Regions from separate parts of the Homo sapiens genome. Here region 2 is linked to region 1. A link is a loop called in an ENCODE intact Hi-C map of the cell type or tissue named here. Cell type or tissue: PC-9. All regions are shown on one strand. Each heading gives the region's core, and the rest is flanking DNA. Links, peaks and the distances in the headings are about the cores only. Region 1 has its middle 220 kb from the start of CTB-1I21.1. Region 2 has its middle 170 kb from the start of CTB-1I21.1.

The links. Peaks named below come from ENCODE experiments on the same cell type or tissue, not always from the same donor. Only the 100,000 strongest peaks of a DNase experiment are listed, where the experiment ranks them.
Region 2: a loop joins it to region 1, with 2.8 times the contacts of the local background. A loop is called at or near these places in 2 of 110 quality-filtered maps.

What each region holds. Positions count from the first base shown.
Region 1 is chr5:136,955,040-136,960,425 of GRCh38, forward strand. No RefSeq gene overlaps it. Among named protein-coding and RNA genes, the nearest start is that of CTB-1I21.1, 220 kb to the left of the region's middle. In PC-9, for the core only: no CTCF peak of the experiment used is centred there; a DNase peak (open chromatin) is centred at 2,572; H3K4me3 peaks cover 222 bases; H3K27ac peaks cover 1,772 bases.
Region 2 is chr5:136,904,655-136,910,040 of GRCh38, forward strand. No RefSeq gene overlaps it. Among named protein-coding and RNA genes, the nearest start is that of CTB-1I21.1, 170 kb to the left of the region's middle. In PC-9, for the core only: no CTCF peak of the experiment used is centred there; DNase peaks (open chromatin) are centred at 1,137 and 2,087; H3K27ac peaks cover 951 bases.

The sequences.
Region 1 (5,386 bases), core at 157-5,156:
ATTAAATGTAATGGGAGAAGCAATGGCATATCTAGAGCAGACACATCTTGACCATGAACAGAGGAGTTCTCTGGAACCTCAAGAAATAGTCCTCCTGGCATGCTTTTAATCATTGCAGTTCCATTTGCAAAGTAACCATTCTATTAAATTTGCAGGGGTGGTATCACAGAGCAGGAAGGAATGTTTTTCAGTCAAAGACACAAGGGTTAGGTTAAGAATTGGGAGATGGGGAAAACCTGAGGGTTATGAAATACCTTCCACATATGTTGTAAGTTTACTCTGAGGAAGAAGTTAAGAAAGATAACAAGGTATAATGCACAAAAAGTGGCACACATGTCTTTTTTCGTATGAGTTGAACTAGGAATTGATTAGCATGACTGTATTCATAGTTAATTTACTGTGAGTGTTTGAGGGTATGGCAAGATATTGAATGCTTTTTCATTCCTTGGAATGCCTTCATTGATCCAAATTGAGGGATGTTTCTTTGTCTTGGTTTTTCTTTTATAAGATGGGTTCATCTATTTCCAGTGTTCCTTCTGTTAACAATTTCTACAAGTGTCCTTGTCAGCAGGTGGTTGGTTGGGGAATGGACTACCTAGCTGTTTAATCTATAGTCCCATCAATTTACTTTAGAGCTTTCTCACTTTTGTCCTAAAGCCCTGGCAAAATGTTCTGTCAGGTATTAGAGTTTAGCTAGTGGGGCTGTTTCCCATTCTAATGTCTACTTTCACATTAGGACTTTAACGTCAGGTTTAACTCCATCGACAAAGTGAGATGAAAGGGCTGCTATCACAACAGCACCTTCTTTATTCCCAAGAGATGTCAGAAAGTATTTCCTACTCTATCTTGAGCAATCTATAGTTTCATCTTTTGTGCCTATTTGCATGATTGAATTGTGGTCCTATCAATTTTTACTGTGAATGTTTCAGGAATGGCTTTTTATGAGACGTTGACCTAATTTTCTGGCCTGTTTTTGACCCTCAGGTTTGTTATGGAAAGAAGGATCCTATAGATTGCTTTCTGGGTCAGCCCAATTATCTTTTGCCATTTAGGATTTAGTATCTGAGGTTTGGACCAATGTGTGTACAGGCTGATATAGGTCAGGTAACCCTAGGTCATATGTACCCAAAATAATTCTAAATTCTTCTATGAATATTTGCTGGTCTTGTTTGAGTTTAGGGAAATCTTTAGTTGCAGCTCTTGAATGAGCTCAGGTCCAAGGCTTCAGTTCGACAGTTGCCTGCAGGACAGGCTCATGAGAGGAATGGGTCCTTATAGGCAACTGGCATTGGGGGGTTTTAGGAAAGTTGTTGGGAAAGGTAGGGAGGCTGGACAAAGGGAAGAAGAGGTAGGAGGTGCAGAGGGAGAAAGATCAGCAGCATAAGAGGAAGACTTTGAGGTCCCTTGAACTGTCTAACCCCCCTGACCTGAGGTTCTTATTGATTATCCTGGACCTAATTATTGTGCTGTCCCTAGCACCCAGTAGGTGCTTTGGAGAATTCATTTGGTCATAAGCTTGGGCGATGGGAAGGGAGGCAGTTTCTAGAAGAGCTAGCAATGGAGGATAAGGACTGGGGGGAGGATTTACTAGGGGAATAAGTCTAGTTCTTGCTTTAACTTTGTCAGGTTGCCCTTTAGCTTTAGCTGGAGGCTTTTTTAGTGATGCAATTTTTAATTCAGTTTTGTTTGGAGGTCCCTGAATACCAATCAAGAAATGCTACCCTTGCAGTAAGCCGAGATCGTGCCACTGCACTCCAGCCTGGGTGACAGAGCGAGACTGTCTCCAAAAAAAAAAGAAAGAAAGAAATGCTAACCATGGAGCTTGTAGAATCTTATTCCCTTTCTTTTCTTAGGTGCCTCTCCAACTATTTTATTCAAATTCAGTGTTCCCCAGAGTGGCACTGAAGACCTAAGTCATCTTCTGAAGTTATGCCATTTAGAGAGTGAGGCACAAGAATTAGGACTGTAATCAGATTACATATAAGAAGCAGGGATTTTTCCAGATACAGGAGAGAATTTAGACTTAGAGGACCCCATACGAGCTGGTGATAGTTGGTAGGAATGTAATGCTGTGCACTTCGTGTCTCAGGTCCACAACCTGACAGTTGGCGGCCTCCGAACATAGACCCAATAGTCTGTGCCCCTGGCAGGTGGAAAACCAGAAATAACATTGCCTCTGGGTCAAAGCCAAGCTCTCAGGAGCCAAATTCAGGATGGAAGAAGAACCTCATCTGGTTTCATTGGTGACCCACAGCAAAGTTTGTCCAATGGACACCAGTCCAACAAGATCTGAAAACTTCCCCGCCTGTGAGGCCAGCTTGAACAACAGGCCAATAAGGCCTTTGCCCATGTTCTGCCCTAGGATTCTCCTTCTTTTGACAAGTAACACTTTTAGACAGCACAACACAAAACAGTAGCACAAAAAATAGAAAAAAAAATAATGTGGGGAGGGATGAAAAGAGATGGCCTGATTCAAACAAGGGCGCCAAACAAATAGGAACCAATAACAAAGCCAGTGACTCACCTGAGAATAAATAGCCAAGAAACTCAACACAAAGAGAGTAGAGTTCATGCCCAGGGTGTGGCATCATAGGATTCATAAGCTATGAGTAGCAAGGCAAGAGGGGCCTTCGTGAATAGTGCACCTGTGTGAAGGCTGGAGTCTGTGCAGTGCACAGTGCAGATAGGGGCTCTGTGGAGCCTCCACAATAACTATGGAAATGAATGAAGACCAACCAGATGAGAATAACCAGGCATGGTTTATTCAGAGCCTGCCATAGCAAGGGAGTCAGCCACCATTATTTGTGCTTGGCAGAAGCTCAATGGCAGGCAGAGGAATGGTAAAGCTTTGTAGTGAAAAAAGGGAAGTCTTCAGGTATGCCCTATTGGAGGCTATTGGCATGGAGAAGCTGCAGGCAGGCTAACGAGAAACAGAGCATTCTATGTCGTTGGTTAGTGGTAAGTATTTGACTTTACCTAATTGGTCCTCTGTTGTACAAAAGTAGGTACAAAATTAGGAAAGCTGTCAGTTATTAATAAAGTCCTGCTTGGGGGTAATTATCACAGGTATTATTGTTTAGCTTCCTGGATTTTTGTTAGAAGTAGAGATCTGACACCCTACAAGTCTGACTTAGAAATAGCAGACTGGTTTCCTGGGCTGTTTACCACAGATTATGGGTTGACTTCCTGAGCTGGTTGCTGCAGATTGTGGGTCAGAGTTCTATTTTTATATATGGCCTGGCCATTCTCTGTTTGTATATCTAGTCTCTTGCATCAATCTGATTTATTCATGTGTAACTATTATGAGTTTCCAGCATATTTTAGAGTTTTACATGTATCGTTGACATTATCTTGCTTGACACTTAATGGTCTCTTAAACTGAAGACTTGTGCCCATCTTTAGTTCTTGGCTATTCTTTCTTCTCTCATTGCTATTCCTTCATTATCAATTCTCACTCACTCCAGAACTTCCGTTACAAACTTGTTAGTTTTTAGATCTCTCCTTTACATTTATTAACTTACTTTCTTTCTTTTCACCTGATTACTCCTTTGGCTGTATTTTGGAAAAATTCTTTACTCAATTTTCCAGCTAATTAATTTTTTCCTTTTAAGTGTTTATTTGATGTTTCAGTACATCTATTGAGAATTTTTCCCCTCTAAGTTATATTTTTCATTCTACGAAGGTAATATATTTTAAAGATTTTCTAAGTATGTAAATTATCTTTTTTAAAAATCATATTCTTATTTCTATTGCTAATTCTTTGTCTTTGGATATAAATTCTGCCATTGGTTGAGTTTGCTTCTTCCATGGTGTCAAATTTCCCCCTATATTTGATGATTTTTATATTGTGTGTTCACCTTGGTGCTTGAAATTTCCTGTTAAATTTTCCACTATCCAGTATTTCTACACTATGAGACCTTAGCAGTGTTACTATTTTGGATGAAATGTGTCTGGTGAGAATGGGCAAGGGTGGATTGAATGAGTTGAGTAGTAGCTGGCATTTGGTGCTTGAGCTCCCTATGTTTCTGCTGGCCCTGGAAGCAATGTCCTGCCTCTTTGATTTCAGCTCCCACCTGCAGAAACCAACCCTCCATCCCTACCCCCACCCCTATGGCTGCAGCCTGGGCCCTGAGGAGTGATACACAAGATTTTATCTCTCTAGAGTATCTCAACTTAGCACCCTATTTGTTGCTTCTGGATCACCTTCAGGTTCTGACATCCACCACCTCAATGCATGGGACTTTTAAAAATGAGATTTTTTCAATTGTTTATGATAGAATTCTCCTTCAAGGAATTTCCCTGTCCCCTGATGCACACATACCTAGTTTTCTTTTCTTTATGGGGGGTGGGGGAGGCAGGGTCTTACTCTGTTGCCTAAGTTGGAGTGTAGTGGCATGATCATGACTGACTGCAGCCTCAACCTCCTGGCCTCAAGTCGTCTTCTGCCTCATTCCTCCTAAAGTGCTGGGATTACAGGTATAAGCTACTGCATTCAGCCTATACTGAATTTTTTTTTGGTACAGCCATACATTTTTATTTTAATGTATTTTCTGTAACTTGTCTCAGTTTGGCGTAGGATGTAGAAGATTGGTACACATGTTTAGTTTGCAGTCTTGTAACTGGAAACTTTTTAGTGTAGTAATTGTTAAAGTGTGATCCAAGGACCCCTGGAGGCCGCAAAGACTCTTTTAGAGAGTCTAAAAGATTCTTCCTTCTTCAGCCTCACATCTATGTGAAGTTGAATTCTCTTTATATACTTCAACCAACACAACATATTGCAGCAGATTGAATGTACACATATGACAATCCAGCTGTCTTCTATTAAGTCGGACATAAAAGAGATTTGCACAAGTATAGAACATTGCTATTCTTCTCATTGTTTATTGTTTTGAAATATATACTTATTTTTATAAAGTATTACTGATATTAACATGTAATAGATATCTTATTTAATGAATTAAATATTAAAAGAAAAAATAAAGGTTCATATTTATTAAAATAAGTAAAGATTTTCTATTATCTTATTTTTTTATTTTCACAAATTCCTTTGGACTATTCTTTTCCTCTCATTCCATACATTCCCCTTAACTAATTTGGTGTTATACATTGTTACCATTGTTATAGTGAATGAAGTGAAATTTTTAATATTTACAATTTCATGAGTCTAAATGTAATAAATGTATTGTTTTTTCTCACACAAAATAAGAATCTGTTTTAAATCTGATCATTCCAATATTGATGTGTATGCTTTTGTATGCTACAGTGTTCATTCTAAATTAATTTTTACAGCCCTCCAGATTAGAAAGTAATGTTTTTGTTTTCCATAATTAATATTGGTTTAAATTTACCATTTTGCTTCCCTATTTCTTTTTCCATCTTGAATCTT
Region 2 (5,386 bases), core at 129-5,128, 50 kb before region 1:
GTTACTTACAACATTTGGTTCATTTCAGGCTAGGACTCAATTACTATTTTCTCTTGAGAATGTGCTCCATCCTCTTTGTTTGTTTGTTTGTTTGTTTTTGTTTTTGTTTTTTGAAACAGGGTCTCACGCTGTCTTCCAGGCTGGAGTGCAATGGTACAATCATAGCTCACAGTAGCCTCAAACTCCTAGACTCAAGCCATCCTCCTGCTTCAGCTAAGCATGGCTTCCTGAGTAGCTGGGAATATAAATTGGTACCATCACACCTGACTGATTTGACCTAATTCCTTCCTTCCTTCCTTCCTTCCTTCCTTCCTTCCTTCCTTCCTTCCTTCCTTCCTTCCTTCTTCCTTCTTCCTCCTTTCTCCTTTCTCCTTCCTTCTCTTCTTTCTTCTTCCTCTTCCTCCTCCTCCTCTTCTTCTCCTTCTTTTTCCCTTTCCCCTTCATCTTTCTCTTCCTCCTCCTCCTCCTCCTCCTTCTTCTTCTTCCTCTTTTTTTTTTAAGTAGACACAATGTCTCTCAATATGTTGCCCAGTCTGATCTCAAACTCCTAGCCTCAAGTGATCCTCCTGCCTCCACCTCCCTGAGTGCTGCAATTACAGGCATGAGCCACCAAACCCAGCCAATCTTTTTAATTCTTTGAATGTCAGATAATTTCAGATTATATCCTGAACATTATGAATGTTAAGTTAGTAGGATTTGGGAATCTTGGGTTTTGGGGGTTTGTCTGCTTGTTTTTAACCCAATGGTTGTTGCTTCCTTGGTCCTTTGTTTCAGCAGATAATTTTTCTTGGCTGGGCTTGAATTTGCAAATTCTATTTCTCAGGCAGCAGCTTTGGTCTTAAAGAAGACATTTTGTCTTCAGCTTAGCTGCTCTAAATCTGTTCCATGCCTGAATAGTTTAGGGATTATACAGAGATGTGGGTAGGCAGAGTTTGGGGATCTCCTATCTGGCTTTTCTTCTCTTTTGAGGGTCTCTCACTCTTCTCTTCAGCACCCAGCTCAATTGCCCAGCTTCACTTCTCTGGTTCCCCAGGCTGGAAAGATTTCAGGTTTTTTTCATGCAACCCTGTCTGCCTCTGTGTATTCAGCTTAGCCTTAGGCTAAAAGCCTCAGAGGTGGAAACTTATTTATACAGCTCCCTGGCTCCCTCATCTAAACTATGCACTCACCACCAGTCTGTCTGCTTTTGTTTACTTTCCAGGATCTTTAGGCACTTGGGTTTTGTATCATATCCAGGATTAGTACTGGTTTTCTCTAGGTGAGGGAGGTTGTCTTGTCTTATTCCATCATGCCTAGAAGTGGAAGTTCTCTTTTAGGATTCCATCAGGGAGATAAGGAGAGGTGGAATCCAATGGCAGTGGGTCAGGATCCAGACTGCTCTACTGCTCCACTTGATATAAATATTTCATCAATAAATTTTCTTATTTCTGACATTAGGATACAGGCAACACGATCAAACTGCCTCTCATTCTAACCAGAGTTCCCAGATACATTGGCCTTCTGAGCTGGTGCCACAAAGTGGGCCCAAGATGTATACCTACACTGACTATTTGGAAAGTTATTGAGTTTCAGGTATACTCAATAGGGCATGAGTCAAGCCTAGTAATTAGAACCTCCTGTCCCATAAGGGGGAACCCTTCCAGACCCTTGTCACCAATGTTCCCCAGTAAGAACAGTATATATGGTCTTATAGAAATCAGACATAGGAGAATTAATCAGGAAGGTATAGAATTTAGAGGAAGATAGGAAGAACCCACCGTGAAATTCACACTGAGAAATAAAAACATAAAAAGCACTGGAGTTTATTAAGAAGTGACTTACTGAGCCATCTGGGAAATAGTCAGGAGCAAAATGTGGGCAGACAAGGGGCTGCTCAGTGGGTCCAACTGGGCATGATTACCACAGGGCAGGAACAACTAAATATTGAGTGCCCACCATCTTCTGCCAGGGCTGCCTGAGGGCCTCTGTTGGACAGAGAAGGAGGTAAACCTCAGACAGCTTTTACTACTTGCTCAAGGTTTCACAGCTAGTAAGGATGTGAATCATGGTCTGCTTGGCCTCAGAACAGGTAGATAATCAAGCTACGAGGTGCTGTGGTTTGGACATTTGTCTTCTCCAAACCTCATGTTGAAATTTGATCCCCAGTGTTGGAGGTAGAACCTGACAGAAGGTGTTTGGGTCATGGGGGCAGATCACTCATGAATCACTTAATGCCCTCCCTATTAGTTCCTAGAAGAGCTGGTTTTTAAAAAGAGCCTGGCCCCTCCCCCACTCTCTCTTGCCTCCTCTCTGGCCATGTGATCTCTGCACACACCAGCTCCCCTTCACCTTCCATCATGTGGCAGCAGCCTGAGGCCCTCCCCAGATACAGATGCCCAATTCTGAACTTTTCGAGCCATCAAAATCATGAGCCAAATAAACCTTGTTTTCTTTATAAATGACCCAGCCCAGGTATTCCTTTATAGCAACACAAAATGGACTAAGACAGGAGAGAACTTCACATTGTTCTCTGCATCAGAAGTTCTCAGCCTTTTCCAGGCCTCAAGTATACAGTATAGATAAGACAGATAGTGGAACTTTATCACCTACTCAAGAAAGCAAATTAAAAGATAGATGAGCAAGACATTGTTAAAACTTAACCAGGAATTTCAATTTATTTCAGAAAAAATTATTCGCACAGTTCAGTGCCTTGATTATTATACACAACAAATTACATGAGCCACCATGTCATAATTTATCCTGACCTATCAGGGTGAAAGCACTCAAGGCCTGGGGAATGTTATTCTGGAGAAAGGGAAATATTTGGATGCAGGGACTCAGCAGGAAAGAAGCTGAATCTGTTTCCTCAGGGGCTTTGCAGCACAGCAGCAAGAAGCAACCAACCAGAAACCCAGCTTCTCCCTATCTACTCCCATCCCCTCTCCACCTCCTTGCTCACTCCTTGCCTGCGATCAATCTGGCCTCTTAGAGCTATTGACCGGGCTGCCTGAAAGTCATTGCCCAAATTCCATCTCCTCTCAAATCCATTTTCCCTGCCTCAGAGAGAGCCAGTTGGATTTCTCAATTATCAAATTGTACAGTCGTGAGCTTATATACTTCTAAGAGGTAATACAGTGTAAGTTTCTTTTCTGTGGAAATGTCATATTAGCTCCTTTGGGAAGTGAATGGAATATTTAAAATACTCTTTCAGTCTCTATGGCCCATTAAGAGGAATGCCAAGATGGAATGTGACTTTGCTAAGGCTGCAGTAGAAACGTATGTTCTTTAAGAAGCTTGGAGGCAGTTTGCTTTACTGATAACACCACTGCCTAATCTTATATTATCTTTCTCTCTCTTCTCTTCTACCTGGATTTAAAAGTACATAAATGGGCAAATAAAATTTATCCCTTAATACATACCTGTAACACACATAAGCCAGTTTTGGCAATGTATTTAGCACCTTTAAGGCTAATTAAATCAACACTGCTTGTTTATTTTTTAAAATAATAAAAGCAACTACCATTTGTTTGATCTGTATTTTGTGCTAGATAATATTAAGGCATTTAAAAATGCTATTTAATTGTAAAAATTAATGTTTGTTTATACATATAATATATGCATACATTCTCCTTAAAAATTTCAAATAATTTAAATAATACTAACTCAGTTTGATCTCAATCCTTGTTCTCACTCAAGGCTCTGCTATTCTACTCAAAAGTAGCACATTTTCAATTTGGTGTGTCCTTCCAGAATTTGCTATGCACTTACATACATATGTTTCTGTAAAAGAGATATAGTACCATGAATCTCTGTGTGTGTGTTTGTTTTATAAATACAACCATCAATATGTTTTATGCTGCAATTTGCTTTTCACACTCAACAATATGCCCTGGGTATTTCCCCATGTTGGTAAGAGAGTTCTGGCTCATTCTTTCAAATTCCTGTTTCATTTTCCATAACAGTATAGCAGTAAACTTTATTTAGCTATTTCCCTTTTAAAGCACAATTAGGTTTTCTTTTTGCTTTTCTTTTTCCTTTTGTGGTTACACACAGGGTGAATTTCCACAGTCTCCATCTTATTTGATGATTGTTAGCTTTCTTATTGCCAGTGAGAGGGTGCTGCAAATGCAAAGTCGGCCACAGCCTAGTGTGTAGGGTTACACAGACAAGATTCCAGAGCCTCAATTCCAGTATCCAATCATAGACAGGATTATCTGCATTTTATTTTGAGGGTGGTGATAAGGAGAAAGAAAAAAGCTAAAAATGTAAACAATAGCTGTTGAGATATCACCTCTGGGATATTACATATTTTTCAGACAACATGAAGGACTACCAAACAATAGGAGACAGTCATTGTTTTCATCTTGATTTCTTGGTGTTTTTAACTGGAAACTATCAGAAATCTCCTGCAGATATGAGAAAAACAAACTCTTAATTAAGAAGAGTGTACGAGGCATGTGAAGAACCCTTTCTTTCCAGACATTACATGTAAATGCGACTTCCTGTACATCCCCATAGGCTTGCACACACCATCTTGTGGCTAAAGCTCTGATCAGTGCTGCTACCCTCTCATGGTCCTGGATCTCAGACAGCTGCACTTCTATCCTGCAGCCTTCAGAAGAACAAAACACAAATGTTCACATTTGTTTATCTTTTCTGAAGTAGTAGGTTTGTTTAGTGACAGAGTTATTATAAACATGATTTATACTCATACTAGATATTCAAGCATTATGGAAATGTATAAAGAAGAAAGTAAAAATAAAATCTCCCCCAGTTTCCCTATCCTGATGTGAATTAACATTTTGATAAACATGCTTTCTCTCTCTCTAAAAATTGAAATTTCTATACTTGGCTATAACTAGTTTTTTTTTAAGAACTAGCTTTTTTCACTCAACAGATGTTCTATAATATATTTCCTTAACAATGCTAATAGATATGATTTATCCTAGACACTGACTAAATCATAATCAGGCACATAGTGGTATGGTACACTTGTTCATTCATTTATTCATCTATCTATTCATCCATTTGTCCTCCAATCTTCGTTTTGTGGCTTGCTACATGTCAGGCAGTGTACTAAGCACTGGGCACACAATGGGGAGCAAGACAGGCACAGCATGAGGCCCATAGATTATAGTTCTAGCAGAGGAAACAGATAAGCGATAACAATATGCGGCAAATCTTACTATACCCAGTTTAGGGATGTGATTAGGAGAGGCTTCGTGGAAGAACAAATGACTATGCTCAGAAGTCGCAGATGATGAGGGGGGAGTTTGCCAGGCAACAGGGAAGGGGCAGGGGAGGTGTTTAAGTCAGGGGGAATAGCCCTTGCAAAGACCTGGAAATGAGAGAGATATTCACCATTCTGCTGAATATATTGTATCTAGCTGGAGTACATTGTTTTCGG